2 separate regions of the Homo sapiens genome follow, and region 1 is linked to region 2. Evidence: chromatin loops called from intact Hi-C (ENCODE). Cell type or tissue: K562. All regions are shown on one strand. Each heading gives the region's core, and the rest is flanking DNA. Links, peaks and the distances in the headings are about the cores only.

The links. Hi-C counts contacts between places; a loop is a spot of excess contacts. Peaks named below come from ENCODE experiments on the same cell type or tissue, not always from the same donor. Only the 100,000 strongest peaks of a DNase experiment are listed, where the experiment ranks them.
Region 1: it touches region 2 in a loop (5-fold over the local background); 7 of 110 quality-filtered maps call a loop at or near these places.

What each region holds. Positions count from the first base shown.
Region 1 is chr3:172,062,695-172,079,178 of GRCh38, reverse strand. The region is part of intron 1 of FNDC3B (fibronectin type III domain containing 3B); the gene reads right to left. Among named protein-coding and RNA genes, the nearest start is that of FNDC3B, 31 kb to the right of the region's middle. In K562, for the core only: a CTCF peak has its summit at 7,133; no DNase peak of the experiment used is centred there.
Region 2 is chr3:172,120,194-172,136,677 of GRCh38, reverse strand. It overlaps FNDC3B (fibronectin type III domain containing 3B), which reads right to left. Exons shown (of 26, transcript NM_022763.4): 3 at 3,132-3,207. Among named protein-coding and RNA genes, the nearest start is that of FNDC3B, 89 kb to the right of the region's middle. RefSeq lists enhancers at 1-283, 2,054-2,103. In K562, for the core only: no CTCF peak of the experiment used is centred there; a DNase peak (open chromatin) is centred at 6,607.

The DNA of each region.
Region 1 (16,484 bases), core at 3,164-11,163, 57 kb after region 2:
CATATTTTTGATGTCATGTCTTCCTAATTCTGGGGAGATCATTCATTCATTTATAAATCTAGGGCCAGATCAAACTAGGTCAACCAACACTGACCTTATATAAATGTCAGTCTCTACCAAGGGCCTACTGCATACATAATTTCTATAGGGCGTGAGTTAAATTATTATCTCAAAGGTTACTAAAATACCGACCTCAGAGATTACGTGGGGAAAAGTCATCAGTGTGTTCTTTATTACCTGTATCAACAGATCGTGTAGTAAACACATTCCCGTGGCAATCATGTGATGGTCATCACCAAGAGAACTTCCTTTAGCAGGCTGCCTTGGGCAGGAACATTGAAAACTTTTACCTGAATTGCCCCTCTCATTTGAGGAATGCACCCTCAAACCAATGAGCACAAGAAAGACACCTGGGTGGCAGCGGGCAGAAAGCTATCATTAAAGTCAAAGTGTTTAGTGCAGATTGCCCTCAACCAAAGTACCACTGTTTTCTCATCTACAGCAACCTTAATGTTTCAGTATATTTGAATATCTACCCCCGATCAGCCTACTGCTCATTTCAAAGAAGCTAGGATGAAAAAGAAAAGGCAGGTTTTGTTTCACAAATGAAATTTACTATTTTCAAACAAAAGGTAAGGAATACATTCTGCAGTCACAGGCCTGGCTCCTCTACCTTCTTCTGATGCAGCGACCTACATTCCACTGGAGGTGGACATTGCAACAGCCCCTAAACCACAAGACGCCACTTACAGGTCCATAGTACAAAACAGCTATTTTCACATATTTCAAATTGAGGGAAGGGTTCATTTTAAGAATTAGTACAAAGTGTCATCTCACCTTAAAGAACAACAAGTCGAAAGAAAAGAGTTCACAGAAAAAGAGTCTAAAATATGAGCTCTGGCTGGGTGCAGTGGTTCATGCCTGTAATCCCAGCAATTTGGGAGGCCAAGGCAAGCGGATCACCTGAGGTCAGGAGTTCAAAACCAGCCTGGCCAACATGGCAAAACCCATCTCTACTAAAAGTACAAAAATTAGCAGGCCATGGTGGCGGCGGCCTGTAATCCCAGCTATTTGGGAGGCTGAGGCGGGAGAATCGCTTGATCCCAGGAGATGGAGGTTGCAGTGAGCAGAGATTGGCCCCTACACTCTAGCCTGGATGACAGAGGGAGACTCCATCTCAAAAAATAATAATAATAAATAGAAATAATTAAAAACAACAATAAAATATGAGCCCTAATTTGGATGTCTACCTAAAGTTATAATAATTAAACACATTCCACTTTTCTGTGTGCTTTATTTTGATTACTATTTTGTGTTTTGAGGCATCATTCTGCTGTAAGCCGAAAATATAATTTTTTAGGTAAATGTTAATGCCAAATACTATTCCAGTCCATCTTTGGGAATTTAAATTACTAGGCAACTTAAAAGCATTCAAGTTTTCTTTTTTGGGGGGGAAAAAGTCAAATATTTCTATAAACGGGAGCCTTTCTACATGAGACCACAGAAAAGAATTCATTAATTTTCTCTCAGACAACCACACTGGAGGCCAAAATCTTTGTTCAGGAAAGGGAGAGAGCATTCATCAATTAGGTATAGTAATGTTCTGGGGCTTTGTTTATAAGTCCGACATAAATCGCCATCTGCTAACTTGGACTAGAAAGCTTTAATTGATATTTATGTAGTTCAGAATAAAGTAAAGGAAGAGGCCTGTGTGAAAACACCACTCCATAATGATTTTCACACCGCTGGATCAATGCAATCCTATTCTGACTGAATAATGTCATGTTTAAGGCTTCCTTCCCATGCCCTTTCATTATCTAGACATTAGTTTCTCATGTTAGAAATATATTTACATCTCCTATGACAAATTCCTAATTTGTAAATTTTCAAACAACAGAAGGAAAAAAAATCAGACTAGTTTCTAAAAGGTAAATAAACTGCAGTTTCACCTAAGCACAGATTTTTAATGCTTCAGATTCCTTAAATTACATTCAACTTATTATAAACACTTTTTTTTATTTTTTTTAACCAATTTATTCCCATCTGTTTCAAATGCTGGGTCTCCAGTTATTCTTTCTTGATGAATTCTATTTACCTATCATCATTTTCAAGTTGTACTTATTATGTGATTTGATCACTCGTTTATATAATTTCATTATGCAGATTTTGTTTTCTAACTAAAATGCAAGCTTTGAAGATAGAGACCATATCTTTTGTTTATTTTGTTCATTCAAATCTCTTGCCCTAATATATTACTTTACATAAAACAAACATAAGTAATTCAACCTCTAAAACCATTAACCTTGGCCCAAATTTACCCATGACAAAGTCACCCCAGGAAAAGTTATAATTTTATTTAAAAAGTGTACTTTATGTTCCCAAAGAGTTAAAGACCCCTCTTGATGCCCTGTGACCTGATTAGAATTCACATGCCTTTATCAAATACAATGGAAACTTTCAATCTTCCTTTAACCAGTCTGAACCTCAGGAAAAATAATTTCATATTTCTGTATTTTGATCATTTTTAAGTCTCTAATTTCCACTCTGTTTAAAAAAAATAAATTAATTAAAAATAATAAGGGAAACAACACATAGGTGCCTTTCCCAGAAATTGACATTTCATCTTTGCCAAGATGTGCACTCAAGTGGAAAGGCAGGAGGAACTCACAATGAAGAGAGTAAATGCCTGACAGTCTACAATAACATGGTGCCCTAAAAGATCACGTGCAACTGAGCAGTACAGAGGAATATCTATGACTGAGCGCTTGGGTATTTCATTTGACATTGCCATACTCCTAGTGGCTAGTGCAATTCTCTACAATGTACACTCTCTGAATGCAGACATTTTTGTTTTGCTCACTGCAGTGTCCTCAAGCACCAAGGATAGCCCTAACACATAGTAGTGCTCAGTACACATGTATAGAACAAACATTTGTAGAATAAATGTGTAATATAATGACATTAGTAGGAAACAATATAAAAGAAAGACCCTGGCCCTAGTTAAATTTTATTTTGAGATTAGATTTCTTCTGGTACCTTAAGAGGGATACAAACCGTAAGTATCCAGGAACAACCGACCAGTATGGTGATGAGTCAAAATATCAAATCACGAAAGAAAAAGCTTTGGAAACTGGGACCTTAAGCCTGTAAAAGAGGACTAAAGGCAAACAAGCTAACCATAGTTGAGTTTACAGGGTTATCATGTGAAAGAAGAAACGAATGTGTTCTGGGTTGCTATGGAGTAGTGTTTTTTGAACTCCAGGTCAGGACCCATTCTTGGGTCACATAATCAATTTAGTGGGTCACTGACTGGCATTCTTTTAAATAAAATCGAATAGAATTGCATCACAAAGGAAAAAGGCAAGTATTGATTTGTGAAACTTTTGATTCAGTTATATGTATATAAATGTTTGTGTGTGTGTGTGTGTGTGTGTGTGTGTGTGTGTGTGTGTGTTTACTGGGCTACAATGTAAAATATGTTTCTCAATGTGTGCCCCACTCAAAAATATGTGGAAAAATAGTGCTATAGAAGCCTATCTCTGACCATGCCAATTTAGGCTCAATATAAAAATGAGACATGTTTCAACAACAAAAAATTAACTGATTCCTTCTAAAAGTTGAAGGGTCAATATCCACTGCCAAGGAGCCTTCAGCTTTTAGAAGGAATCGGTTAATTCCCATTTTTGTTGTTGTTGACGTGTAGGGGATATTTCTATATCTTCATACAGAAATCAAAAACTGAAGGAAACCTAAGTGACCACTTGGTCCAACTTTTTCATATCATTAATCACAAAAATGAAGAGATCTAAAACCAAACTGGCGGGCAGAGGCAGAACCAGGACTAGAATATCATGCCTCCAGCACAGGCCAATGACCAAGTGTCAAGATGTTGTCCAGTAGGTCTCGGCACTAGCTCGAATGGAGAATTAGATGGCTTCCCTGGTTCTTGGCATTTAAAATTCTTTGATATAAAACTACAAGTATCGTACATATCTTTGGACAGTCAGTTTTATAAATTATCAAGATAAAAAGATAATAAGGACTATATTATTTATAGAGCTCAGGACTTCAAACATGATAAAAGTATTAAGGAAGCATCAAAGACCTCTTCCTTCAATGTTTTAGAAGACACAAAGACAAGGAAAAAAATGTTTTTGGCAACATAGGTACAAATGTACTAAAATCAAGAAGTTCAAATAGTTGTGATTGGATCATGTTTAAAACTCTGTAATTCTAAACACATACAATCACACAGGCTTTCACTCGTGCAAGGCAAGAAAGTTTTGTTATTGGAAGGAAGTTGGCAGAACAGGGTGGATAGTTTGACACTGGATGACAACACCAATTATGCCAGATGCAGTTCTGCAATAAGCTAACTGTGGGTCCCCAACCGGTAATCAATCATGTGACTGTGGCCACTAACGGGCTAGGGGCCTGCCAAATTTCACATGACTGATAGTTATGAAATAGCTTCCTTTCCGTGTGTCTCAAAACAGGCTTAAATTACCTTATTTTTTTCAGCCCTTAAAGTATAACCCATGCTATAAAATAGCAAACTAAGATATCTGCAACATCCTCCACCATGAAATCATACTCTACAGCCAAAAGACAAGATTCTTTAAGTCACAAGCAAGAAATCTCGCTGACTCTAGGACAAGCTGCTGACATGCAAAAGCACGAAGTAACAGGTTGCTGTTAAACAGAACTAATCTGATGTCTTTAAGTTTTAACCTTGTGCTAATTTTTCCTTTTTAAAAAAGAGTTCAAGGATCAGCAGTCATTCTAAGTCCTTGATACATGGCTGCTCTATGTATCTGTGTACAGGCTGATTTGATGTTTGTGAGCACACATTTCTGAGTTACGGAATTCACAGCATCTGTAAGCAGAGAATTAGGTCTGAATACTAGCCTAGCGGAATTGTGGAACCACAACTACTTGCACACAAGAGGGCCACCTCAGTGGCACTCACAATGGCCACAGGCAATAATGTAGCATCATCAAGACCTCCCTCAGGCTAGAAGCAGCCTTTCAATCAAGTGCCTGGAAAAATGGGGTCCAACACTTGTCAATTCATTTGCAGACAATTATATTTCAATCTATGTTTTGCAAGGTCTTACTCAGAGAAAGTCTTCCTCCACAGTCCTCATCCTGTGTTGCATCCCTTTCTTGAAGATGCAACTCAACATTCTCCTAAATTCAGACAAATGACCTGGCTTCCAAAAGGACAACATTTCTTAAGGGTCATGTGGTGGGGGAAGGGATCAGGGGAGAAAAAGCACAAGAGAAAAGTGTTACTTTTTTTTTTTTTGTCCTCAGTGAAGAGGACATGAAACAAGGTCAGGTAGTAAACTTACGCTACAAAATCATGCACCCATTGTAAGGTGGAGTCAGTTGTAAAGGTTCAATGAAAACAGTTAACTACAGAATATACCATATAGGGACATGCATAAGACTAATTCATCAAAAATGCCTTTACATAATGCTGATCTGCTCTTTGAATCATCATTAAAAGTGTAAATGGGAAGTTTATTGGCAAGGAGGCAGATACAGCAAACGGGAACTCACTCATCACAACTACCTTTTATTTCACAAATAAACCATAATTGTCTTTTCGAGAAGTCAAATCACTTTCTAGTGATATTTGGTTTCCCCTCCCAAAGGTTGTTTTGCCAACTGAAGAAAGTCAAAGTCCACAGCAACTAAATGATTTACCTAACTTCAGACAGAAGCTGGTACTGCAGCCAGGAACGAAGTGTGTTTCACCTGCTGTCCAATACTTTTTGTCTTAAAATCCCAATCCACTTTCACAGCCAGTCTCTACATTCGAACTGTTACACTTGAGAATTACAAATGGAAAGTGGGCAAACAGGACCTGCTGAAAACACCCCAACCACCATGTTCATTCCCAATGTTGGGAGGAACCTTCTCTCCAAACCTTTCAAAGCAGAGTTCCAGGCCCAGTGTTTAACACAGTAGCTGAGAAATAGCACCTGGCTATAGTACTGCAAGTCCTTCACATAAATGCTAACAATAACAGTTCAATCCCATCAACAAAGAAAATGTCTGTGTTATAACTGCTAAATGAGAGGGCTGCAGACATGTTTAATTATGTCTGCAGGGTGGCTATGGTCCAATACCTGCCACCATCTGGAGGCTTTGCTTGCTTCCATTTCAGAGCCCCACCATGGCTGGTGGAAACAACTACTCCGGCCCTTTTCATCAACACAAAGAAAAAATTAAAATAATTAGACTTAAGTGCCACATAAAGGCTTAGATGAAAGCACATCATAAGAGGCATCAGTGTCACCGTTTATGTGGCCTCAGTGTCATTTGAAATGAAATCTAGCTTCATTACCACTGAGTTTTCTTGATGTATTTTCATAGATGGGAGCTCTGTCAACATCAGGCTGTAGGAGAAAGATAAAGAGTTAAACACTTGCTTCTTAATGGCTGCTTTTGGCCCACAAAGTCCATTTTACTATCTTATCATCACGCCTAATGTTAAGCTTGACCAAGAAGCTGGACTCTTTACAAAGCAAGAACTCATCTACAAGGCTGAAAATCATGCGGGAATGTCAAAGCAGTTTTTGCTTGGCTACAAAGGAATTAACAAGAGGATGCCTCCAGATGCGGTAGACTGTGGATTTCCCAGGTTGGTGATCAAACAGGATTTTGTTGTTAGGCATCACAGTTTTAAACATTCAATTATCCACTTTGTAAAAATTTCACCTTTATTAACATTATTACTATTTCATGACACAACCATTCACTGACAACCCTAACGAGGTCAAGATACTGATAGCCACAAAATGCCAAGATATTGTCATTACCCCAGGAAACGCAAACTACAAATTCTCCCAGGTCTCTCAAACTCTATAGCCTCTCTGTCCAGTACTAGAACCACTAGCTACATGTAACTATTTAAATTTAAATTACTTAAAATTAAATAAAACCTTGAATTCTATTTCTCAGTCACACTAGCCACATTTGAGTAATCAACAGCCACATGTGACTAATGGGCATACGCATACTAGATAACGCGGGTATTTCCATAATTTCAACAATTCTATTGGACAGCACTGCTGTAAAATGCCGTATTTTCATTGAAGAAAATGAAGGATGAGTTTCCGACATATGAACTACTAGTATTTAACCAAAGGAGGCACTCCAGCAGAGTTGTTAAGGGCCAGTACTCATGAACTCAACTGTTACAATTCTGACCCTGGCTTGACCACTTAGCACTGGGATTGGAGCCAGTTACTTCACTCTCCATGTCTCAGTTTCTATCTGTAAAACAAGGATAAATACAACATCTATCCTCGTAAGACCATGGTAATGAGAAAATGACTTCATACGGAAGTGCTCGCTATGTTAATTTTCACTGTCATTATTACTAAGCCCTACAATATGCTTCAAAGCCCCCAAAAATGTGCATACCCTTTTTTAGCTAATAAGTATTTTGTTCCTTTGAATGTGTGTGACAACCAGCCTCCATGCTGTCTTGAGGTATTTGAGAGAAAAACTAAGATTCACTAGCCACAATCTGACTTATAAATCTGACCACCTTTCATAAGACTCTTCACAGAGAATAAAAAAAAATTAATTCTGATTTTATTTCACTATTTTTAACAAAATAAAAATTTTAGTGAATCAATTAATGGACTATATACACATATAAACCAGGTTAGTTTTTCCAAGTCAGGCTAAATTCATACCATTAAGGTGTATAAATATATATATACCTAAAGATCCATGAGCCCATAAAACCATTTACTTATTCTATAAATCCTTAAGACTTTGCCTTAATAATCACCTGCAATTAGCAAATACTTTGCTTGAATGGAAACCTGCTATTAAAGTTATATCCAACTCAATGAAAATTCCAAATTAGTTGAGTCTAAACTAACGATTGAGTAAGCTTAGGGTATACTATATTTAGCCTATTTGAAATAGCTGGGAAATATAATGACTGAAAACACATAAAACTGAAGAACAGTGTGTTTCTACACAATAGTTTTAAAGTTTATGAAGTGTCTTATTTTTTAATTGAATAATTAAGTCTGAAAAATAGACTAATTTTTAGCACTATCAAAACACGCATTTGTTACTGTGAATAATTTTTTCCACATATAAGAAAAAAAATTTTGTCAGCCAAAACCAGTAACCTTGAAAAATGCTGATTAGTTAGAAATTGCATAATCCTGACCAATTTTTGCAGCAAAAATGCCTGTATTTTTCCTGAAAACTTTTTGTTTTAAATTAGATGAAAATATATTTCCGAAAGAACTTATCTGAAAAAAATACTGAAATATTGAAGGATGAAATAATATGCCTGAGATTTGCTTCAGAATATTACAGCAAGGAGCAGAGAATGAAAACGGGTAAAGATGAAACAAGACTGGCACGAGCTGATTGATTGTCAAGGCTGGGTAATAAGTCCAGGGGGATCCACTACTATTCTCTACTTTTGTCTATGTTCAAATTTTTTTCATAAATTACAATGTTTTTAAAAAGCTCATCTAAGAAAAGTGTAAGGTGTTTTTGGCTTAAAGTAAAAGGTAAATGCTAAATATGTGATAGCAAAGATACATTAGTTTCACAGTCAGTAGCCGGAGTGCTAGGATTCTGCTCTTCTCCCCTCGTCAGCCACTACAGACAGCAGGATTTACGATTATCCCAAACAACTGTATGTCCAGGGGAGTGTTGATCCTTTCATGCGACCTGGTTTTGGATCTTGTTTATCTCTTTCTTCACCAATTCCAGAGAAAGAAAACCACAGGGTAGATTGGCTAACACACTCCGGAAATAGCCAAGGGTCTTATTTTGATATCATAATTCTTGAGTCCAAGATGTACCCTATTTTTTAAGACTTTCGAAAGGTTGCACTCTATTGACAGATCTCAGTTTAGCACCAGAACATCTAAAATTGCAGTTACGGTAACAGGATGATTTAATCCCCTAATAACGGCCTGGAAAAATGTTAGCATGTTGAAAATATTTCACGTTCATATCATTTCAAAAGTGCAGAAGATAAGCACCTACAGATTTTCAATTAGAGGTTAGCCAACCTTGAGACATCATACATGCCCTGGAAAGAAAAGGGAGCAGGGGACCTGGAATTCAGAGACTGGAATGGAAGCAGTAGCTTGACTTCTCCCTTTATTTGCCACAGTGCCCTAAGTAAGGAAAGGCACACAACTCTCAGACTAGGTTTTCTCATCTGAAAACTGGGATAATAGTCACTGTGTTCACACCACAGGGTCACTGTGAGAATGCTACAATAAACGATATATATAATAGAAACAGATTTGGAAATACGGTGGTATTTAAATATAAGGCATCACCTTGTAAACTGCTTTAGTAGCCCCCCTAAAATGGCTTTAGGCTATTCCCCTACTTGGAATCTGAAAGGGGAAAAGGCCAATTAAATTGAAGAAGACTAAATGGGATTGTCAGCCAGATTCCACAACTCCCTCCCAGTGAAGCTGAAACAAGAGCCACCTGGCCAGAGCATCAAAAGGGCACTGGACTGAAAAGTCAGATAGCTATGAAAAGTCAGCACAGCAGTCTGGAGAGTAGAGAAACTAAGGCAAACCAGTAAGACTAAAGGCACGCAAAAACAACTTAAAAAACCCACTCATTCACCTATGTAACAAACCCACACGTTCTGTACATGTATCCCAGAACTTAAAATTAAAAAATAAAAATAAGTAAATTTTTAAAACCCACTAATTCTTCAAAGATCTCAACCTTTGCCTAAAAGTATTAATAGAGATATTTAGTGGCTCTAGCCACGTAAAAGCAGCATTTTACAAAACATTTTGCTTAGGAAAATAAAATGAATGAATACCTAAGAACATCCGATTTGATTTTATTAAGATATTCAAAACTGTCCACTTCAAGTGGAGACAGCAGCCAACAGCAGAGCCCTCTCCTGAGGATTCCATGCCCTCACCCTCCCACAGGTACTAGAGTGACCTGCTAAATTGACTGGAAGCCCTGGCGAAACTCACCGGGAGGTTACCAGGTCAAGTAAATTGACAGCAACGTTTTGCAGCAGAAGTACAAGAAGCTGACCTAAATAACTAAATGAAGGACAGGAAAATATGTAACACAGAATAAGATTTACAAAGGAATATGGAGTTTCAGGAGGGGAATGATGTTATGTCCCCTCCCTGAAGACCACAACTGCCTGGCTACAAACCCTAAGTCCACAACTGACTAGCTTTTAACTTCAGGCAAGTTGCTTACCCTCTCACTACCTCTGCTTCTTCACTGGCAAAGTGGAAATAATAAAATAAAGCACCTAATTCAGGACACTGTGAGGATTAAATGAAGAAATGCATGTAAAGCATTTAGAACAGTGTCTGGCACATAGCAAGCACTCAGTCTGGGCTTATTATTAAATTTCCTGACAAAATGTTTTTATTCTTGCTATAAATGAGGGCTCCTCTGGCCGGGCACGGTGGCTCATGCCTGTAATCCCAGCATTTTGGGAGGCCGAGGCAGGTGGATCATCTGACGTCAGGAGTTTGAGACTAGCCTAGCCAACATGGTGGAACCCCATCTCTTCCAAAAATACAAACAATTACCAGAGCGTGGTGGCTTAAGCCTGTGATCCCAGCCACTCAGCAGGCTGAGGCAGGAGAATTGCTTGAACCCGGGTGGCGGAGGCTGCAGTGAGACGAGATTGTGCCACTGCACTCCAGCCTGGGAGACAGAGTGAGACCCCATCTCAAAAAAAAAAAAAAAAAAGGCTCCTCACAAAGTGTCCAAATACTTGCTCAGCAGTTCAGAAGGAGAACTACAAAATTAATTCAAGTAAAATGTCTGAGGAAACAGAGGGATGAGTATTGAAAGTGGGAGCCATGGTCGAGCCAGTCCATCATTAGCTTCTGTTCTTTCTGGCGCTTCCCCATTCACTCGGCAGAGCATCAGCTCTGACCCTGGGGATATAAAGGTGAACTTACAAGCCCTCTGCAGGAGCCCAGAATGGGAGTCCACTGGGGGGAATAGGTGGGTAACTAAATGACAAAAGTGTATAAGACAAAATAGAATCCCCTGAAAAGAGCAGCAGGGGCTACAGAATGGGATCCACCAGGATGAGCCTGAAGAGTTGGGAAAGGTAGACCGAAAGCAAGGCAGTCGCCCTGTGACTGAGGTGGAGGAGTGGGGAGGTATGACAGGCAGTAGAGACACAGGGAGGCCATGTACAGCCCAGAGGGAGAAGATGATGATGGCCTGAACGTTCTCTGCTCTCAGGAGTCATAAGTATTCTACCATTAATTCCCAGAGGAAGTCTCTTCAAAACAGACAGGAGAAGGAAACACCTATAATAAGTCTTGCAGGTTAAGTGGCAGAGAAACAAACTGGTTTCCCTAGGTCTACAAAAGAGCCTGTTCTGTAGTACTAACTCTTGGACCACAAATCCCTAACAAGATGCAAACTTCTGAAGATTCTTAATGGGCCTGTTAAGTAATTTTTTTTTCAAGTGTGATGACATTTTGCTCCACTGATCCAGGTGCAAAGACTGTACCAAAAACCCACCAGAGACTTTGCTTCGTATAGGAAACTCTTGATGTAATTGTAGCTCTATGACTCACGGTAATTATCTTTTTAAAGAAACATAAAACACTAAGAAAGTGTACTTTTATTTTATGATCTTCTATAAAATAACAGCATTAGTATTTCATTCATAAGTGTAATAAAGTAACATCAAACAAGAAAAAAAGCAGAGTCCGACTCTGGTGCCTTAGTGAACGCAGAAAAGCCTCACAGATCAGATTTACAGTAAGCCAGACAAACTCATCTCCACACCACTTTCATCCTTCTCATCAAAAAGGTAGTAAGACTTCAAAAAGCACATCAATCAGGCCATTCTCGCTGTTTAAGACACAACCCCAAAAGAACTCAAACTAATTACAGCGCCACATTATATACAGAAAAATACCACTGCTGTCTGAATAATATCTAAACAGTGGAAATTTAAAAGGACAAAATTAGGAAGCAAAATAATAAAAGCCTAGAGGAGGATTTTGATAGCTCATGGAAGACTGGGTGAGGGTAGGAGACTGCGGACCAAGTCTTATATCTGCACAGGAGAAAGAACCAAGTTAGAAACCACTCTACATAAAGCAAGGAGGAAGAGCTGCAATCTGAGAAAAGGGTGATCTGGTACAAGACCCCTAAATCCACAATAAGAGAATATTGTGTATGTCTCAAAAAGAGAGTATTGTATATGTCTGCTACTGAACAACAGCAACAAAAATTTTTACACTTTTCAGTAAAAGTGCTTCAAAAGAGCTGCCTATGTTCACACACTCGTGCAACCAATTAAAAGTATAATAATCAAAATTAGTTCATTTTCAATGTATAGACCAGAATCTCAAAACAGATAAAAATTCCTTTCTGAAGTATGCAACTTAGTGTCACTTCTCCATGTGTAGCATTTTCTTCGAAAACACAAAACTTTGTTAATGTTCTTCTAACTCCCAAGTTACTCAGTAACCACAAGAGTAACTGAAAGCAGTCTGGGAACAGCAGCACGTAGATCCAGGTCTTAATCTGAGCCTTGTGACCAAGCTTTACTAAATGGCTCAACCCAGACAAGTCCTGAGTTTCCCAGAGGAAAATGAGCTTTATTTCCTGAAGCCTGTAGCCACCTCTGTCCTGAAAGGACAGGAAATTGTAGTCATTTTCGCCAAAACTATATGTAAACAGGCTGCAGAAGGGAGTTACCTAGATATTGCCTTGGGCAGATATTACCTCCCAAAGTCTCAGTTTTCTCATCAGGAAAATAGGAATCACATCGTTCCCCTTCCAGGGTTGATATGAAGGTACACAAGATCATATGTGGAATTTAAGATGCTCTAATGCCTAAAATGGCAAAACTTGGTGTTAGTATCATTATCGCCTCACTGCTCATCTCCCCAGGCCCACCTCCCACCCATATTGAACACCCAAACGTCATCATTACCCCTAGCAACCACAGAATCATGGGAAGACAGAACAGATGAAGTTTGGTAAGCTACTAAATAACAGTTGTGGGCTAACAGCCAGGTTATCAGACAAGCAAACGCAACCCAAATGAAGCTTCTTACCTGCATTTCTACATCAGCTACAATGGTCTTGGTGTATCTCTACATTCCAAGCCTTCATGCATCCTTTGTAAATACTAAGAATCAGGGGTATTTAGGTTGACAAAGTAACTACATTAACCACATAATCATACCTCTACATCATTATCACCAAGAACAACAGTATTCCAAATATTAGACTCATAACTCTAAAGCAACAATTTCCTCCCCTCACTCTCTGGGAAAAAAGAAAGAAAGAAAAACTTTGCAGAGGAATAAAGTGGGAAGCCAGTGTTCTAATATAAACATGACAAGCCCAATTCTATCACTGCAATATACTTTCTGACTTCAGTACAAAAATCTTTTCTGACCATCTGGAGCTACTCCAGGCATGAGGCCAAAACTTTGTAATTCCTTTTCAAAGTAAATGACAGATCAGTAACTGCCACGTTGCTAATGCACAGCCAAAGGGAGCACCTCATATCCTATTCAATGCTCCCTGGAGTTTTACACATATAGTAAAAACAAAGTGCTTCCAAATAAACCTGCCCACTTTCCAATATTCCAAACTGAACAGCGATCCTGTCACTTTTGAACAAGGCGGCATTTCTTCGGGTGTGATCCTATTACCCTATTTCACACACAGGAAGTAGGACTTCAAGTTTCACTAAAAAGTCATATCTACACTAAAATGAATCCTATGTATGTCCACTACTATTTCAGTTCTCCAGAAATGGCACATAGGAGTCTACCAAAAATTTTTTTTCTTTTGAGTCGGAGTCTAGCTCTGTCACCCAGGCTGGAGTGCAGTGGCACGATCTCAGCTCACTGCAACCTCCGCCTCCCAGGTTCAAGCAATTCTCCTGCCTCAGACTCCTGAGTAGCTGGGACTACAGGTGCATGCCACCATGCCCGGCTAATTTTTATATTTTTAGTAGAGATGGGGTTTCACCATGTTGGTCAGGCTGGTCTCGAACTCCTGACCTCATGATCCGTCCGCCTCAGACTCCCAAAGTGCTGGGATTACAGGCGTGAGCCACCGCACCAGGCCTCTACCAGAAATTTTAAGAGGCTGTTCTCTGCAGTGCCTGAGATGCCCATAAGGTTGCAATAAACATGGGGTCACATATATACAGGGCAACAGAGGTGAACTCAGGATCAATGGGGACCCATTAAGTTGGTGGACACTTGTTTTTAAACCCCACTGACTAGCAGAATCACTTTCTTCATTCATCCAACACACCAAATGGAGAGCCTACTATGCGCCAGGTACTGCAGTGATGACGAATGAAATCAAATCTCCCAACACCTTTGCCAAAAATATAAATTTGAAGAGCCCAAAACCAGTTTCATGTAATATGCCACTGATAATAAGAGCCATTTGAAAGCTCAGAAGCTAAAATTTGATAATCTTCCCCTGGAGCATATTGAGCAGAAAGATGTCAGCCAGCAATGGCTATGGACTTCCTACATTTCAAAGAAATGAAAGTTATCTCTGAAGTCACACTTTGCATTGGGGAGTTGTCTTACCCTTTTAAGTAAAACATTTTAAAACTGAACAACCTGAAAATTCATCTGTTAGCCAACCGTTTCTTACAAAGACAAGTTAAAAAGAGTTTTACAGATGAATAAAAGATGAGTAAACAGTAGCTGGCCACTAATCACAAAATTAAGCAGCAGATAGATTATAAATAAAAATATAAAACGGGTCATTATGGGGCTGACTTAGTCCATCTGGTCTGCTTTAACAAAATACCTTAGCCTGGGTAATTACAAACAACAGAAATTCATTTCTTACAGTTCTCGGGGTTGGTAAGTCCAAAATCAAGGCACCAACAAATCAGATGTCTGGTGAGGGCTCCTTTCCTGGTTCACAGATGGTGCCTTCTTGCTGTGTCCTCACATGGTGGAGGGGCAATCAGGCTCCCTTAGGCTGTCTATCTAATCTATCTATCTATTTTAAGAGAGAGTCTTGCTATGTTGTCCAGGCTGGAGTGCAGGGGTTATTCACTCACTGCAGCCTCAAACTCCTGGCCTCAAGCAATCTTCTCACGGCCACAGCCTTCCATATAGCTGGAACTATAGATTCGCACCACCACACCTGGCCCTTAAGCTTCTTTTATAAGGGCGTGAATGCCATTCATGAGGGATCCACCCTCATGATGTAACTGTCTCCTAAAGGCCCCACCTCTTAACACCATCAACTTGGGGGTTAGATTTCAACATATAAATAAATTTGGTGAGGGGAGAGAGACACAAACATTCAGACCACAGCAGGGTCTCATCCTGATGAAAAACTGTCCCTAAGGATAAATTCACAAAATCAGAGTAAGAGAGCTAGAAAAGGCATTAGAGATGGTCCTACTCTGATTTTACCCAGCTCCTCTGTTAGAGACTCTATTTTTTTCAGGCTGCCCTCAAAACATCATGTGATCATTACTAAAATAATGGCATCTGAATGTCCTGAGCCAACTCCGAATGGAACCCCTTGTGTCCTATCTGAGAACAGGAAAGAGATCAGCAATCATATCAGACAGTCACAGACAATTCAGAATCCTGGTAAGGGAAAGAGTAGAAACCTCAGTGCAGATTCCTCGTCACAGGAATGCATGAGGAGGACACTGTCCTCAGTCTTTGGGGCTAGAAGGGGAAGAGAAGTAAACGTTGACAGAATTATCCTTCTCAAAGAGTTTAACAGGCACAGTGGAAATTCCAAGGCAGATATCACTATCAAAGAAAACTGTTGGGAGGAGAATGGGTAGCAGGGGAGAGTATCAGCGATACAAGAATCTGAACAGAAGGACAATGTACAAGAAAAGGTAGGGACTTTCTGAAGGCATTTTTGGTGGCGGTGGGTGGGGATGAAGTAAACAGCAAAGAATAGACTGTAGAAAAAGACAAAAATGCTATCTTATTTTAGGGAACTGTGGAACATTTGAAGAAAAATGGGGAAAATACAAAAAAATCAAGACTTGCTTCAAAAGTATATAACGAAAAAATGTATTTAACAAGGAAGATAGGGAGAAAAGATACGTGTAAAGAAAGGACAGCAATGGATCATTCAAAAGAGAAATCTTAAAATCTATGAGAGCAAGATATGGTTTTGTAGCATTAGATCATACACCAATTTCACTTCCTTCAAAGGCATCACCAAAAAAAGTAATGCTTTAAAGAGAGACACTATTTTTTTTTCTGACTCTGCCTACATTCACTTAATTCTTCATTCTCCTCTCATTTTGACCTAAGTTATTCACTTAAGATTAACTTTTTCTCAGTGATATACGGGCTTCAGGAAATAACTAATAGAAGTCAAAATGAGAAGAGGATGGATGGATGGGTGGATGGATGGATAGATGGATGGAGAATGACTTAACAGTTTGGCAGAGTCAAAAAAAAAAGTACTTAGAA
Region 2 (16,484 bases), core at 3,403-11,402:
AAGTAGAGTTTTGATCTCTTAAATCCCTAACAAAATACAAATATTTCTTTCAGAAATTTCCATTACAATGTGACCATTTTCAGATTCCTTCCTAATAGGTTTTTAAATGACAAAGAACTGCCTCCCACTGTACCTACAAGTCCTCTCCCATTGTCCTGGAGCTGGAGCCCTCCCTGGCCCCAATCAACAACAGCTGGAGCTGGAGCTGGAAGCCCCACCTGGAAGCTGAGCCACCCCAAATCTGAACTCAAACCTGATTTGGGGCAGAAATAATTTAATGAGTTCTAAACCAATACTCCCTGCATCACACTGTCTGCTAGTCACTGCTCAACCAGTAGATCTCACTTCATTAACAAAGTGCTCGCCCCTAGCTTATTCCCAAGACTCAGTCTCCACCAACCACTTTTGTTCTGCAAACCATCTGTCTCATTCTGGGTATCTAAGTAGTCATCCTGCTATCCAGCTCAGAATCCTGTTACTCCAGGAACAGGAACTTAACCTTGCTGTTGTCAAGAGAATGGAGTCCTCCCTGACATAAAGGCACAGAACAAGGAACTGAGGGCATCAGACATAGCAGGGAAGAAAACTCAACTCTGCCTCTTTCTAGCTTTGTGACTTTTCGACAGGCCTCAGCTTCCTTATGTGTAACTACACACTCACTAAAGGAAAGAATGCATAGCACAGCCTGAGATGAATAAATGTTAGCAATGGTAGAGATGATGTTAATCACTGGGACTGTGAGGATGACACAGCAACTTGTGTTGGAATTTACAAATACACTGCCTATTGCCACATTTTATGTTGCTATATTCTACCCAACTGGAATGAAGTATTCACGAACTCATACTGGGACTCATATAAAGGGTTTCTTATTTTTTGCCTGAGTGACTGCCTTTTATACATTAGTGGCAGTCAATGAGTCTGAATTTGGGGTTCAGCCTGCTGGGCTGACTTTCCTTCCAGTTTCTGCAGTTCATCCTATTGCCCCAGTGCTTCCGAAACCCTAGTAAAGCACCTGGATCCAGGTCCTAGTCCTCATTCCATCCTGTGTCATTTCAGTTAATTGGGCCAGGTACCACCACTCCCCAAAATGAAGATAACCATAGTATCTGAGACTTCAGAAGAGAACAAAGAATAGGAAGCCTGGAGGGAGCCAAAGATAATGGCTCCACAATTCTGTTTTGGTCAAAGGCATTTTTGAAATCACTGTTAGGAGTGTTAGTGTCACTTATCTCCAAGTATCATCATGAATAAATACAAAGCTCCCTTTGTGAAGAGAGCAATATACTTGCAACATTTCCTGCAAAGTGCACCAGTTATAACATGGATTAAAAAAAGAAAAAAGTGGGGGAGCGGCCAACTCAGTGAAATTACATACATATATACACACAAAAAACACATATATACACACACACACACACATACACACACTCCTTAGACACCAAAAAGTAAACTTAGGTGGAATGAAAGAGATTTTAATGCATGTTCATCCACTAAGTGATTTGCTTTTATAGATTCTATTACACACACTCAGTTGTAGAGGGACATTATGTACTAGCCAATTAATGGGGTGCCAATGTTACCATAACCAGAGGCTTAATTGCTTTCTTACTGAACTGGAAACTTCAGCTTCATCCCATATAGGTGACTTTCATCTAGTTTTTCTAGTGTGATTTTTTTTTTTTTTTTAAGATACAGGGTTGTAGGATTCTGAGGTTTTAATTGTTCACGGTATCTGTTTATTATAGTACTACAAATAGGTGAAAGACTCTATAGTCCATACTATTTAAAAATATTTCTTCTCTTCCTTGACCTGAAGTTTCCCCATATTGTGCATCGACTAAGACTAGGTTTTGATTTTAAATGATTTAGAATTCCAAAGATCAATTTCTGGGACACAACAGAGAAATGCAGAGTAGAAATCATTAATAAAAGTGATTAAATAATTTCATATTAACTTCAATTAAAACTCATTAGCCTTGAATCTTTAAAAATATACTCATTTCTCAAGAAATATTTTCTAAGTTTTTGTTCTTATAGATACAAAAAAAAAGTACAAAGCAACATGCTCTACTATTACGCAAGGAAAAAAAAAACTGTTTCTATACAGCTTATTATGGGAAACCGAAACTAAAGGGCATTTCCCCCAGTTTGTTTGTATATTGGTAAGCAAGTTCAGGTATTAATAGTAAAGCCTCAGATTAGATTCCAGTTCAATTAATAACCTAATACTGATCTCAATTGCATGCCATTTACCATTTGCCCCATAATCCCAGTCACTGTCAAAAAGAGCTATCATAAACAGTGCCTTTTAACACTACAGTGTTTACCAGCTAACATCAGATCTAGGTTGATCTTCCTACACAGAACTCCATATGGATCAAAGTACCTACATCATTTATTTCCAAGTGAACTATACAGAAGAGGCATTAGTATACACACTAGAAGTGTGCTAGGAGCTGTAATAAAATAACTACACCCAAAAGCCTTACCTACACCTGGAACTTTAGATGATAAGGTTCTGAACTCTGAGCTAATCCTATAATGGGATAAGACTTTTGGAGATCTTGGGACGGGGCATTTTGCATTTGGAAGGAACATGAATCATCGGGGGCCAAAGAGTAGCCTGTGTTGGGCAGCCTCTGAGATGGCCCCCAATGACCTGCCTCTTGGTATTCACGCCCTTTCATAATTTCTTCTCTTGAGTCTGGGCTGGACCTACTAGCTCCCTCTTGCCCTCTAGTTATTGGCTCTGAAGCCAGCTGCGGTAACATAAGCTCCCTCCACTTCTCCATGGAGAGGCCCACTTAACAACTAACTGTAGAAAACTTCCTACCATTAGCCCCCTGTGAGTTAATAAATGTTGTTATAAGCCACCAAATTTTGGAGTAATTTGTTACTTAGCAATAACTAACCAACAGATACCCAATACAGATTTTACCACTAAAAATGTCCTTTGGATAACATCATAATATATATTTGAGACCATGCGACAGAAAAAAAAAGAAAATGAATATCCAAGATATACTTTACTTCTAGAAAATTACATGCAGACACACACAGAAAAACATTACTTCCTTCAAATAAAGAAAAAAATCTTTGATTAGAATATTTACCAAAAATGTCCTTACCTTGAATGCACTGAAGTGTTCCATCCTCTGCTCTTATTGTGAAAGTCTCACCTGGATTAACTTGAACGAGAATAACCTGCCAAAACAACACATTAATTTCAGTTTAATACTGGAACCTCTGGGATTTGTTAAGTGTTATTACCTAAATTTATATACTAGACAGGAAGCATGTGGCATAAAATCTTTTATAAACACAAAACTTGGAGTATAAGTCTTAATTGGGGGCATGGGGGTAGGAGGAGTACATGCATTCAAATTTAGCTAAGTGAATTCTCCTGTGTTGCTTATGATGCTATCTAACTTTAAAAACTCCATTTGAAGAAAACTTTTCTTTGAAAAGCACAATTCCCTTTTCGCTTTCACAAATTTAGAAACTACAATTACAGAAGAAAAAACACCAGAAACCATACTTACAGAAGAAAGCTGCATCTAGCAATGAGGTTTTGACCTAACAGTGCTGCATACTGTTCCCAAGTGTCTATTACTGATCTGGTTATATGATTCTATTGTGTGACAACAAAAAATATTTACAAGAAAAATTTTTATAAAAAGAATTATCTGTGTACAGGATCTTAAGACAATAATGAACAGTATTAAATAAATATTATAAATAGGCCCCGCCAAATACCCAAATGTTTAAAGTCAATGTTTTACTTATATGAACATAAATATTTAATATTAGACAACTTCCAAGACTAGACCATGAGTGGTAATAGCAAAGTACGTTCTGTCAACAGCCTTATAGTTTTATTAATAGTTCTAATCAAAGGATAATCAAAGGAAAAAAATCACTAATTGATATCTAAATACAAGTTAAAAGACATAATACAACTTAAAAAACTATAGTTAGGCTGGGCACGGTGGCTCACGCCTGTAATCCCAGCACTTTGGGAGGCTGAGGCAGGTGGATCACTTGAGGTCAGGAGTTCAAGACCAACCTGGGTGAAACCTGGTCTCTACTAAAAATACAAAAATTAACCAGGCGTGGTGGCAGGTGCCTATAATCCCAGCTACTTGGAAGGCTGAGAAAAGAAAATGGCTTGAACCCAGGAGGCGGAAGTTGTGGCAAGCCTAGATCACACCACTGCACTCCAGCCTAGGTGACAGAGCAAGACTCCATCTCAAAAACAACCACCACCACCACAAAAACTATAGTTAAAAACCACCATGTACAAGGCTAACACTATTTTAAAAATCACCATATAATTTCTAGAAATTGACAGGATGTCAGTGTCACATTCATCCTACAGTTATCGGAACAAGCCCTGTTCCTCCCTGGCTTGAAACTGTCAAGCATACTGTTTCCTCTGTCTGTGATACTCTTCCTGTACTCCTTCATCTTAGCTTACCACCTACCTTCCTCCATCCTCAACCAACGTCTATTCATCCTTCTCAGCTTGTGATAACAGTGTTTTGACTCCCAGGACAGGTCAAGTCCCCCACTATGTGTTCTAAATCAAACAAAAATACCCGCTCTACTACTTCTTCCTAGAATTTACAACTGCAATCAATTAACTAAGCAATTATGTTAGTGTCTGCCTTTCCTTCTTTAATCTAGGCATGATAAGGATAACATCCAGCTATCTAGCCCCATGCCTGGCATAGAATAAGTTATGTGCTCAATAACTACTTTCACTGAATGAATGAAAGTCATAAAACATTAAAAAAAAAACTATTGCAAATAATTATCTCAGCTTAGAAATTAAGCTTTCATAAGATGCAATTTAAAAGTCAACTTTATTTACTGTATACACTATAATTTGTTTTGTAAAACTTTTGAAATCAAAACCATTTCATCTTTAAATACTCAATCTTTAATATCCATGTATTTTGCCTCTTCTAATAATTCATCCAGATGATACTGCTGGAATACTAAATTTTTTTAAATCAGAAAATACATTACCTGGAAAAAACAGGATCATTCAGGGAAACTCAGACTAAGCTTCACCCTTGGTGCTTCTCATTATCTTGAATTATGACAGTTATTTCAAGGCAATTTATTTTTCCTATATAATAACTGTAGATAATCTTTGAGTTTTCAGTATTTAAATTATCACCAATGTAAGCACACTGTACTGTTTCAAAAACTCAAAAGGAAATTCCTTCAAGATCTCTAGAATGATTAAAATATTTGGTTTTTTTTTTTTTTTCTTGAGACGGAGTTTCGCTCTTGTTGCCCAGGATGGAGTGCAATGGCGCGATCTCAGCTCACTGCAACCTCCGCCTCCCAGGTTCAAGCAATTCGCCTGCCTCAGCCTCCCCAGTAGCTGGGATTACAGGCCTGCACCACCACGCCTGGCTAATTTTGTATTTTTAGTAGAGATGGGGTTTCTCCATGTTGAAGCTGGTCTCGAACTCCTGACCTCAGGTGATCCGTCCGTCTCGGCCTCCCAAAGTGCTGGGATTACAGGCGTGAGCCACTGCGCCGGGCCAAATATTTGTTTTCTTGAAAAGGAGCTTTTAAAGTCATTTCTTTAACATGAAAATCATTTATTTTTACATAAATATACAATATAAAAACTACAATGGAAGAAAATCACACTTCAATACAGACAATTATCCATGTCTTTTTAAAGGTCCTTAGACCAATTCTAGCATCACTGTAATAAAGCAAAAACCATTTGCTTTGTGTTTAAAGCTCTAGGGATAGAACTGTAATATATGCCCATGGAATTAATTAGCTGGGGGAGGGGGGAACCAATGGATGCCAAGACTCTATGTCCTAGATTTTCTCTGACAATCCCAAATTCATATACTCTCTTCTACCACGCTCATAATTGTCAGACAATGTGCCCTGAATACCGGTTCAGAAAATACAATTCACCAGTATTACGGAAAGTCCCAGGCAAGAAAACGGATTTCTGAATTGGGACATGTCCGGACTGTCGTCACATTATCTGCTTATCATATTGCACAAAAAGTGTCTGTAACAGTTCCTCAGTGGTCACTGACACCAGGCCAAACTTCAAAGAACGACGCAGAGGCATCCAGCCTCTAAGGTCCACTTATACCTTCCCCCCCTGCTTACTGAGTTCAATTCCTGACCCCCATCCCACTTCTTCAGGGAGAAAGATGATAGGTAACGGGCTTTTAAGCATCCGACGAAAATACCTCCCTTCAAATGTTTAGTTCATGTAATTTTCACTGCTGCTGAGTAGCCATAGCAACCAGATTATAATCTACCAAGTTACCTCAGAAACCAGGCAAGTCTCCTGTGTCCCAATATCAATTTTTCTCAGTAGAGCAGAAGTCATTATTTAAACAAACCATATTCATCTTGGCACTGAGGTATTTTAAAAGAAAGCATTTTATTATACTGAGGGAGGCTGACCACCTAGCTGTTTTCATTGTCAATAAAGCAGAGATAAAAATAAGTTTGACACACACCAGCCCAATGACCGGTCCTGACAGCAGACATGAATGAGCTGGCGGCAAAAGGTCTTGCATCACGCAGCCCCGAGGAGCATGAGTCACAACCTGGCCAACTCCCGGCACTTAACCTTTCCTATCATACAAGTTGGGCAATTTCTCTCTCTCCCCCTCCCTCCCTCCCTCTCCCCAACCACAAAGCAGAAATATAATAACTGCTACAAGTCCTCCTTAATATAAAATGCGATACAGAACATCGCTGTCCAAACCACATCATTTTTTGTCTACTCACTAAGCATTTCCTACTTTTCCAAAGTCAGCATTAAACTGATTCATACTGCACCATGTCTTCAGAGGAAGAAAAAAAAGACAAAGATTTTAACTAGATATTTTTTTTCTCCAGAGATCTTAAGAAGAACCATGCTAATCAAATCATGGGAGCATCCTCTAAGCTACTATTGCTTCATCAGATCTGTTTCAAAACCGTTAGTGTTACATGAACCAAGAAGCTGGAAATAAACAGAAGGCAGTTTATCAAAGTTTAATGAAAAATAAGTGACCACTCTTCCAAAGTCCAGAGAAACAATAAAACAAGAGTTGCAATTAATACAATTGAGTAAACACAGCATCATGGGAATTCTTTGTCTAACAGGAGAACTGAAAGAAGGTGTAATATCTTTCCTTTACAGGTATAAATCTAAACCTAACTCTGTTTTATACTCATTAAAAGAGGAAAAGGGAGGCTACTTTTGCAATTTAAACCTTGGGTGGCTGATTAACCAGGTGCCAATAGTATCTAAGACTACTCCTGGAGGCAAATGTCTAATTTATGCCTCAAATAAAAAAATTACCAGTCACTCAAATAAGCAATCAGGGTAATGGATCAGTCCATCAAAAAAGCTTCTGGCCAGGTACAGAGGCTCATGCCTGTAATTCCAGTGCTTTGGGAGGCTGAGACGGGGAGAATCACTTGAGACCAGGAGTTCCAGACCAACCCCAGCAACATAGTGAGACTCCATATCTACAAAAATAATTGTAAAAATTAGCCGGACATGGTGGTGCATTCCTGTAGTTCTAGCAACTCAGGAGGGTGAGGCAGGAGGATCGCGTGAGCCCAGGAGGTCGAGGCTGTAGCAAACCGTGACGGTGCCAACTGCACTCCAGCCCGGACAACAGAGCAAGACTGTCTCCCAAAAAAAAGCTCCTCCTGGGAGAAGAGTACCAACTGACCAAAGACAAAATAGTACACTTGCAGCATTTTTAAGCGTTAAATCCAACCCTCAGACAATCAAGATATAAACCATACCAGAGAGGAGATCCCATTTCACTTCTAGAGTTTTTTCCACTGGCCACACTTTGTGTAGCTTGTTTTCATGTATAAATGAATACTTCTCCCTTGGAGCCCACATTTATGATTATCCAACAGGTATCTTTAAGGGGGAAAATGATACAATCTAAAAGCTGCAGAGGAGTTCCACGCAACTAAGGATTCTAGCCAGGAATACCTAATAACTTCAAAAGTGACCTTTGACTACATGAGAAGAGTACTACCACCTATTCCTCATGCTACTATTTTCTGGTCACACATACTCCCAACTCCCCACTCCCCAGCCCCACCCCCAAGATTCCCAATCTCCAAGCTCTTCCCAGGCCCCCATACCCAAACTGTTCATCCACACACACCTTTGAGACCCCAGTCTGTGTGCCATAGAACACAGCTGGCCTCAGGCAAAACTGAAAAGTAAGCAGTATTTGTGTTTTGAGCCCCCTCTTTTCTCCAAATCAGGAAAAGGGAAGCGATGGGGTGCGAATGCCAAATATTTATCTTTGTGGTAATAACACATGCAAAGAAAATGTCCCAGGATTAAAAACATAAGCAAGTAAACTAGAAAGATCCTGGAAGAAGATGTGAATGTGTCCATTGCCTCATTTTGCTCACTGCCCTACCTGAAGCCTGAATCCAAAGCTGATTGAAAAATAATATACAATAACAGGAAGCCTCCAAGGGGACCTAAGCAAACACTGGGAACTCAAGGTCCAAGGGTACACATTGTAGGTGAAGCTCCCCTTGCTCAACACAACCCGTAGGATACATGGCAAATATGTTTTCCTGGGCTTTAGGACTCTTACTATGCAAAATAAGGAGCAAGAATATCCACTACTCCAAAAGTTTTAATACTGTTTTCTTCAAAGAATAGAAGGTTCAAAAGCTGTATCCTCGGCCGGGTGTGGTGGCTCACGCCTATAATCCCAGCACTTTGGGAAGCTGAGGCAGATGGATCACTTGACATCAGGAGTTAGAGACCAGCCTGACCAACACCCTGTCTCTACTAAAAATACAAAAATTAGCCGGGGGTAATGGTGGGTGCCTGTAGTCTCAGCTACTCTGGAGGCTGAGGCATGAGAATCGCTTGAACTCGGGAGGCAGCAGTTGCCATGGCACTCCAGCCTGGGCAACACAGTGAGACTGTCTCAAAATAATAATAAATAAAACTTAAAAATAAAAATGTGCTGTTCTTTGTTTAAAAAAAAGCTGTATCCTCAATATCACATGTGTCTGTAAGATTAATTTGGCATGATGCAGGGTACTTTATCAACTCCTTTTTCCAGGTTTTTTTTCTACAATGATTAAGAAACAGCTACTACTTATTGAATCCCTGTCATCTGCCAGGTAGATAGTAACTAGATTTTACAAGTGGGGAAACTGAGGCTTGAAGAAGACAAGCAACTTTTCCAAGGTCACAAAACTACAAAGTGACTGGAATCCAGCCATGTCTGACCAAAATGTATACTCGTCTAGTCCACACCACCACTTCTCCCCTCTACTAGGCGTGGTTTCACCATGTCAATTCAATACAGAGATAATTCAACAAGACTGCTAAAATAAGAGAATGCAGTTAACTGGGTCAAAGGAACATCCCCAAAGGCAGGACAAGTTCTCTTCTAGGAAATATGTGTTCCTCCCTGAAGCAGAGCCTTCTACCCCCAACTTCTTTTTCTTCAAATTCCTACCAGTAACAAGTCTCTCAGTTAAGTAAAATTACAGTCTCAAGAAAAATTTTTTACCAAATCTGCCATGTTTCATGCTCTCGATAAAATCTAAAACCAGCCACTTCTCACCTCTGACCAGATTTTCTCTTTGGTAAACATTTGGGCTCTCCTTAAGGGCTCACCTCCCAATGCATTCACATTCCAGTGTCTGCTCAGCTTCTGTGTGTCCCGGCAACAAGAGTGACTCCTATAGGAATCCATTCACAGAAGTTCTGAAATCTAAGCCCTTTACATCTACAAAATGGTTTGAATTACTTGGAAATGCTTCTAATTAAGATTATCATAACAAAAGCCAGCAATAAAAAGTAATAAAGTAACACCACAGTATGTGGAAATTTCCTATTAAGGGCTCAGAAGTCCAGGAAAGGACCCTCTCCGGCTCAGTTTTCTGACCCACAAGCTGCCCTCTCAAAGCACACAGGAAGAATTAAATTCGGCCACCTTTTTATATACTTTTAAGCAACTAGTTTGAGACGTTGTCCACCATACAATCCAGGAAAACAGAATTTTACAGCTGGATACTTAAGACCATTACAAAGTTGAAAGAAGCTGTCCAGATTTAAGACTTCAAGGCAAACACACTAAAAATGCTCTTTTAAAATGTAATGCTTTTAAGATTTTCCTTTCTAGATTTGAGTTACTAGAGCTTTGTTAAGCAACTGTTGGAAAGCCAGGCACACTTAGATTCTTGGTCTTGGAAGAACTACAGCTTTGAGGACATACACACACTGACTTGTACACATGAACAGATTATTCCAATTCTTCTCTCATTCTGCACCAAGTCCAAATTCAAGACTGACACTAGCCTCTACAGAGAGCAAAGGAAAAATGTGACAAAGATTTTCCAGCCAGCCCCGCCCCTCCTCCCGCACACCCTCAGCACATACAAGCACACAGCCGATTCTATGCACGTTGAATTCGGAGCCAGTTTATGTACCATGACATCAGTGCAGTATAATGAGCCAAGTTGAAACTCCATCTGGGACAAATAATGTCCAGGCACACTGTGACTTCTTTTGTTTATATACAGTGACTAAATATGTCTTGGTGGTAAATGAACTAACTCAAGATTTATTTCCCAAGGCCTCCAAAACGATATTCTGCACCCTGAAGCAACTCCCTGCCTCCAGTTCTTTTTCCAAGGCTATGCATAAGTGATTTTTAGCAGAACACATGATTTTTGAAACATATAATTAACATCTTCAGGAGAGTCAAAGTCCAAGCAGTCCTTCATCAACCTAAAACAAAGAAAACGAGGAACTCATGAGCAACCCGGTACGGTATCACTGCTCATAGTAAAAATCTGCGTGACACTTAATTCTGTATTCCCCTTAGAAAACAGGAAAAGTAGAAGCGAGAGATTTAAGAAATACCTGTGACGCGAAGTGGCCATTTTCTTTCCTTTTGAAGGATACACTTTGTTTCTTTTATTCTGGCATTACTCTGTAAACTCAGAATGAAAAACCACCTAATGTGTTCAAATCTTACAAGGTTTTAAATTTCTTTAGTCTCAAAGCTGCATCTAGGGTGATGCAATTTTTTAATGGAAATGAAGGACGGGGTTTGGGAAGAAAAGGTAGGCAAAAGGCCCTCTCCTAACTCCAGGGTGAGACTCCCACGGGGGAGGAACCTCTACTACCTCTACTATCTCTACCTACTACTACCGTCTACTACCCTTCTCTGGCCACCACCATCTCTCAGCAACTGCTGACCCGGGAGGGAGCAGCCCTCCTACTGCCAATCTCAAGAAAAGAACCATTCCCTAAGGAAAAAAGGGAGCCGCTGCTGTGACCCGGACTGGGGCTTCGGAAGATTTCACTCCCAGCTCCTTTTGCAAACACAAGCCTGACCTCCAGGCCTTCCGACACTACCACTGCTGCTTAGTCCTCAATTTTCAGAAGCTGGGGAGCCAGAGGCACTGCCACCTTCTGGAGTTAATGTGGAGATCATGTAAGATAATGAAGAGGAATGGCCTCTATAAAGTTTACAATTTACTACTGTGCAAAAACCAAGTGCCATCTCGCTCCCCAGCTGTTTACCTGAACAAGACTAAGAGAGGTGAGTCCAAGCCAGGCAGCTCCACCTTTCCCAGAAGGTAGGATCTGAGTTTTGGAAGAGGAGATAAGTGGGTTCAAATTCCAGCTCTGTGATTTGCCAGTTGCAAATACTCAACCTTTCTCGCCTCGGGTTTTGTCTATAAAGATGACTGCCGCCTTACAGCGTGTGTAATTACTGGATGAAATAATGTGTGTAAGGGCTCAGCACCAGCCCCAGCACCTCGTAAGCCCTCCCCAATAGTCACTAATCCTTCCCTCCACCTCGGCAGGAAGAAAGAGATAAAAATATCCATTAAAAGCCACTGTTTCCAACAATTTTAACTTAGTGTCCACAGATAACCACTCAAGTAAAAGTTGAGATTGGATTGAGACTAAAAGCATTCTAGTAATCAGCAGGCTTCCAAAGTAGCACTTAAGTTTGAGGTAAATGCCAAAAATTAACACTTAGCATTCTTTCAAAGTCCTAACTCTGACCTTTCATACAGTTTTTAGATTGCTAAGGTATGGAAATCTCTGGAAGAGTCAACCTTACAGCATCTTTTGTCCTACATTTCCCTCTAGGTTTAAGAGTAATTGTTAGAAAATGAGTCACTGTCCCCCTCCAAAGACAGCATTCACACCTGGTGTGACACTTATCTTTCTGCCTTGTTAATGGAGGCTCTTTAAAGTTCCAAGATTGGCCCAGGCGTGGTGGCTCACGCCCGAAATCCCAGCACTTTGGGAGGCCAAGGCGGGAAGATCACTTGAGGCTGGGACTTCGAGACCAGACTGGCCAATGTGTTGAAACCTCATCTCTACTAAAAATTTAAAAATTCACAGGGTGTGGTAGTGGGTGCCTGTAATCCCAGCTACTTGGGAGGCTCAGGCAGGAGAATTGCTTGAACCAGGGAGGCAGAGGTTGCAGTGAGCTGAGATCGCGCCATTGCACTCCAGCCTGGGCGACAGAGCAAGACTTCATCTAGAGAGAAAAAAAAAAGTTCCAAGTGTGCAGAAGTAGTCAATAAAAAGTAGGAGCACTCTCATCCCGAGTAAACCACTTTAAAAATGAGAAAGCAAGAGACCGTGGGAAGTAAGCTGGATGTGGACACCGATCTATGAAAGGATAATGTCTCCTAACACCCAACTCCACCATCAATTGATTCCCTGTGTCCTGAAAACAGACAGATATTATTCATATAGATAAACCTAGTATCTGATTTCCTATCACAAACCCTAAGAGAAAAATATGGATGCCATTCATTTGTAATTCTTATTAATATTTTATATTATAGTTTTACATTCAGTCATAACTAAAGCCATCAAGTAAATTATAAAGAAATAGCCATTCTATATAGATGTTTTCCATGTGACTTTTTTGCCAAGGTGATAAGAGTTTAAATGGGTTCTAAACAGATCCATTCTGGCAATATAAAACAAAAATTAAAAATTAGCTGCATTACTGTGGCCTATTTAACTACCAAACAACATCATTAATTAAAGCACATCCTTCTGTATGTCACAGCTTCTCCCTTGAACTAGAATGACAACTCAACACTCCAATATAAAGACCAAAGAAACTTCTGAGACAGTAACATGCTCAGTGATTAATGTTTCTGACTACTGCTTAGAAAACACAAAAACATTTTACCATATTCCAGCCTGGGTGACAAGATGAGACCCCAACTCAAAAAAAAAAAATTATCAACTTCTGATTGCATGAATATAACAACAACAACAAAAGGTTTGGTTAAGGCCTGGCACAGAGGGTCACACCTGTGTAATCCCACATTTTGGGAGGTCTAGGCAGGACGATGGCTTGAAACCAGGAGTTTGAGACCAGCTTGGGCAACATAAGGGGACTATCTCTACAAAAAATAAAAATAAGTAGCCAGGCCATGCTGGTGCATGCCTATAGTCCCAGCTACTCAGGAGGCTGAGGTGAGAGGATAGCTTGAGCCCAGAAGGTTGAGGCTGCAGTGAGCTGGGACTGTATCACTGTACTACAGCCTGGGGAACAGAGTGAGTCTCAAAAACAAAACATATTAATGACCCTTCCTGAAAACTAAAAGTCATGTAACATAATTGGTCAATAACACAAGTCCATGTCCCTTCAAATCTAAGGTGTGGCTAACAAGAACTGATTTGCATTTTTTTAAACAACAGAAATGGAACCTTAGTAACAAGTTTACTGATATACTTTCTAGTCAACCTGCACCCAAAACTAGACCACAATTACCTCTGGATCTTTGCTGTCTCCACTTAACTGCCCAATTATTTGCAAAGCAGAAGCCCTTGGAAGGGTAATTTGCTAAATGCAGACTGTCCATTTTATTCAAATGCTTGTCTACTATGCTGTAAGGAGCAAGGAAGGGGCAGGAAAGAGAAGACCCAGGAAGGGAGGGCCAAATTATTCTTGTTCATCAAAGTGCTGAACACACCTGCTGCTCAGGTAAAACACATTCCCTCTCAACAGATGATCTGATCTGATGGTCACCTGTTAAGGAAAAAGGCCCAGGGCAGGGAAGAAATACCAATGTAGGCATTAACACTAAAGCAGCACATGCATAATGTTTCTTCTGGGGACCCACCATGTCTAGCTTCAAGTTATTGTAACATTAAAGCTGACCAGAAAATGACTAAGAGGCATCTAGTTCTGGCCAATGCCAATTTAAATGAGGGAACAAATATAATCTAAAGGCAGCTAAATCCAAGATTACCTAGATAAAACACTACAGCACTTCAGCAACTGGCTCCTTGGCAGGCTGTTTATTTTTGCATTTGGAAATGTAGGAGAGAGAAAAAAAAAAAGAACGAGAATGAGTATCTGCATTTGGAACTTGGAGATTAATGTTACGAATTTTACGCAGCTTGCTTACTACTGTCATGTTTGGAGTGTAACGCATATATTTTATATAGTCATATGTTTAAATCAATCATTTGGACTAAAAAAGAAAAGAGTCTGCCTACATGAAAACGATTATGTGCAAACATATTCTGGATGCAGAAGTGTCTCGTCTTAACACATTCTGGATGCAGAAGTGTCTCATCTTTTCTTCCTGTGTTTATAGACTACTTTTACTGTACTATGAGATACATCAGTAGCTATCACATCACATTCAACATGACAAATACACATTTTCAAAACAAGAAAAGGAGAAATCAGAGTTTGGAAATCTATCCAATTTAATCTTATGTCTTTAAAAGTTAATATGGAAATGCTTTATGGCCGGGCATAGTGGCTCACACCTGTAATCCCAGCACTTTTGGAAGCCATGGCAGGAGGATCCTCTGAGCCCAGGAGTTCAAGACCAGCCTGGGCAACATAAGGAGACCCTGTCTTAAATACTTACATACATACATACATAAATGCTTTAAATAAAAATTCCTCATCTAGGTAATACCAGGAAAAGTTTACCCTTAAAAACAACTCTTTCAATAAATACTTAAAGACTCAATTCTTGGAAACTGTAAAAAAGAATATAAACACAAGTATTTGCATCTCTGCGCTTGGACTGCTTTTACCTTGCATCTGTGTTTAATGTCTCCTAACTAGACTGTAAACAGTAAAACTAAGGAATAGGATTGTTTCTTTTGGCCTGTCTATGCTTTAGTGAATGTTCCATGCGGCACTTATTGGGGGCCTCAAATCCTAAAAACTAAAAGCCAAAAAACAAAACAAAACAAAAAAACCCACACGGGTCCTAACATGTAAGAGGTAAAGTTGAAATCCTTCTACAAAGCAACATGAACCAGCGCCCAGCCTAATTCATTTTACAAGTCATGGGGCAAGTAGATAACTAAAAGATTTTAAAACACATTATCAGTTTGATACACAATGCACATGCCTGAAAAAATTTTAATCATTTTTCTGTATTTAAAATATGATATGCATGAGCACAAGATGCAATTTAAAGTTTAAAAAGTTAACAATTTCCAGATTCCAAACCCGGATGACCACAGAGTTCAGGCAGGCTCGGAAACTAAGTGAAGTGGACAGAGTAGGCACCGAAGAGGACATTCCGCATCAACAGCAAATGGCTGCAACTTCTGTGCCAATTGTTGCCAAGTAGGAAGGACCAGCCCAGTGTTAACATATCTTCTGGGTTGTTGTTGTTGTTTTTTTTTTGAGACAGAGTTTTGCTCTTGTTGCCCAGGCTGGAGTGCAATGGCGCAATCTCGGCTCACTGCAACCTCCGCCTCCTGGGTTCAAGCGATTCTCCTGCCTCAGCCTCCTGAGTAGCTGGGACTACAGGCATGCAGCATCACGCCCGGCAATTTGGTAGAGACGGGGTTTCACCGTGTTGGTCAGGCTGGTCTTGAACTCTAGACCTCAGGTGATCCACCCGCCTCGGCCTCCCAAAAGTGCTGGGATTACAGGCGTATGTCTTCTGGTTTTTCCAATTAAACAGAAAAATCCAGAGTTTTATATAAATCTTCCCATTTTTAATATTGGTACTGAAATCTTTTTCTTTTAAACTAAAGGTAAAAAAACAAAAACAAAAACAACACACACACCCCCCCCCATGCCTGTATGACAAAGGCAATAAGCTACTTTTCAAGCCCTGATATAGATGAATTAAATCTGTTCATTGCCTTCATCCTTCATCCATTCAAAAAGATTTACTGAATGTTACTTCAGATGCCAGGCACAGCATGAACAAGAGAGGGACAGTCCCTACCCACCCTGAGTTAACAAGGAAATCAGACAGCCAAAAATTGCAATAATTTGAAAACAATCATAATGTTAAAATCACCTTAGATTTTAAAATTGCCATTATTCTGCAGTGCAATGCTACCATGCCAGTATTTTACCTTAATCCTTCCTGTTTTAAGGGCAGCTCAATTTCTAGCATTTGAAGGATACTGACTACATCTTATATCTTATTATTATTGCCTT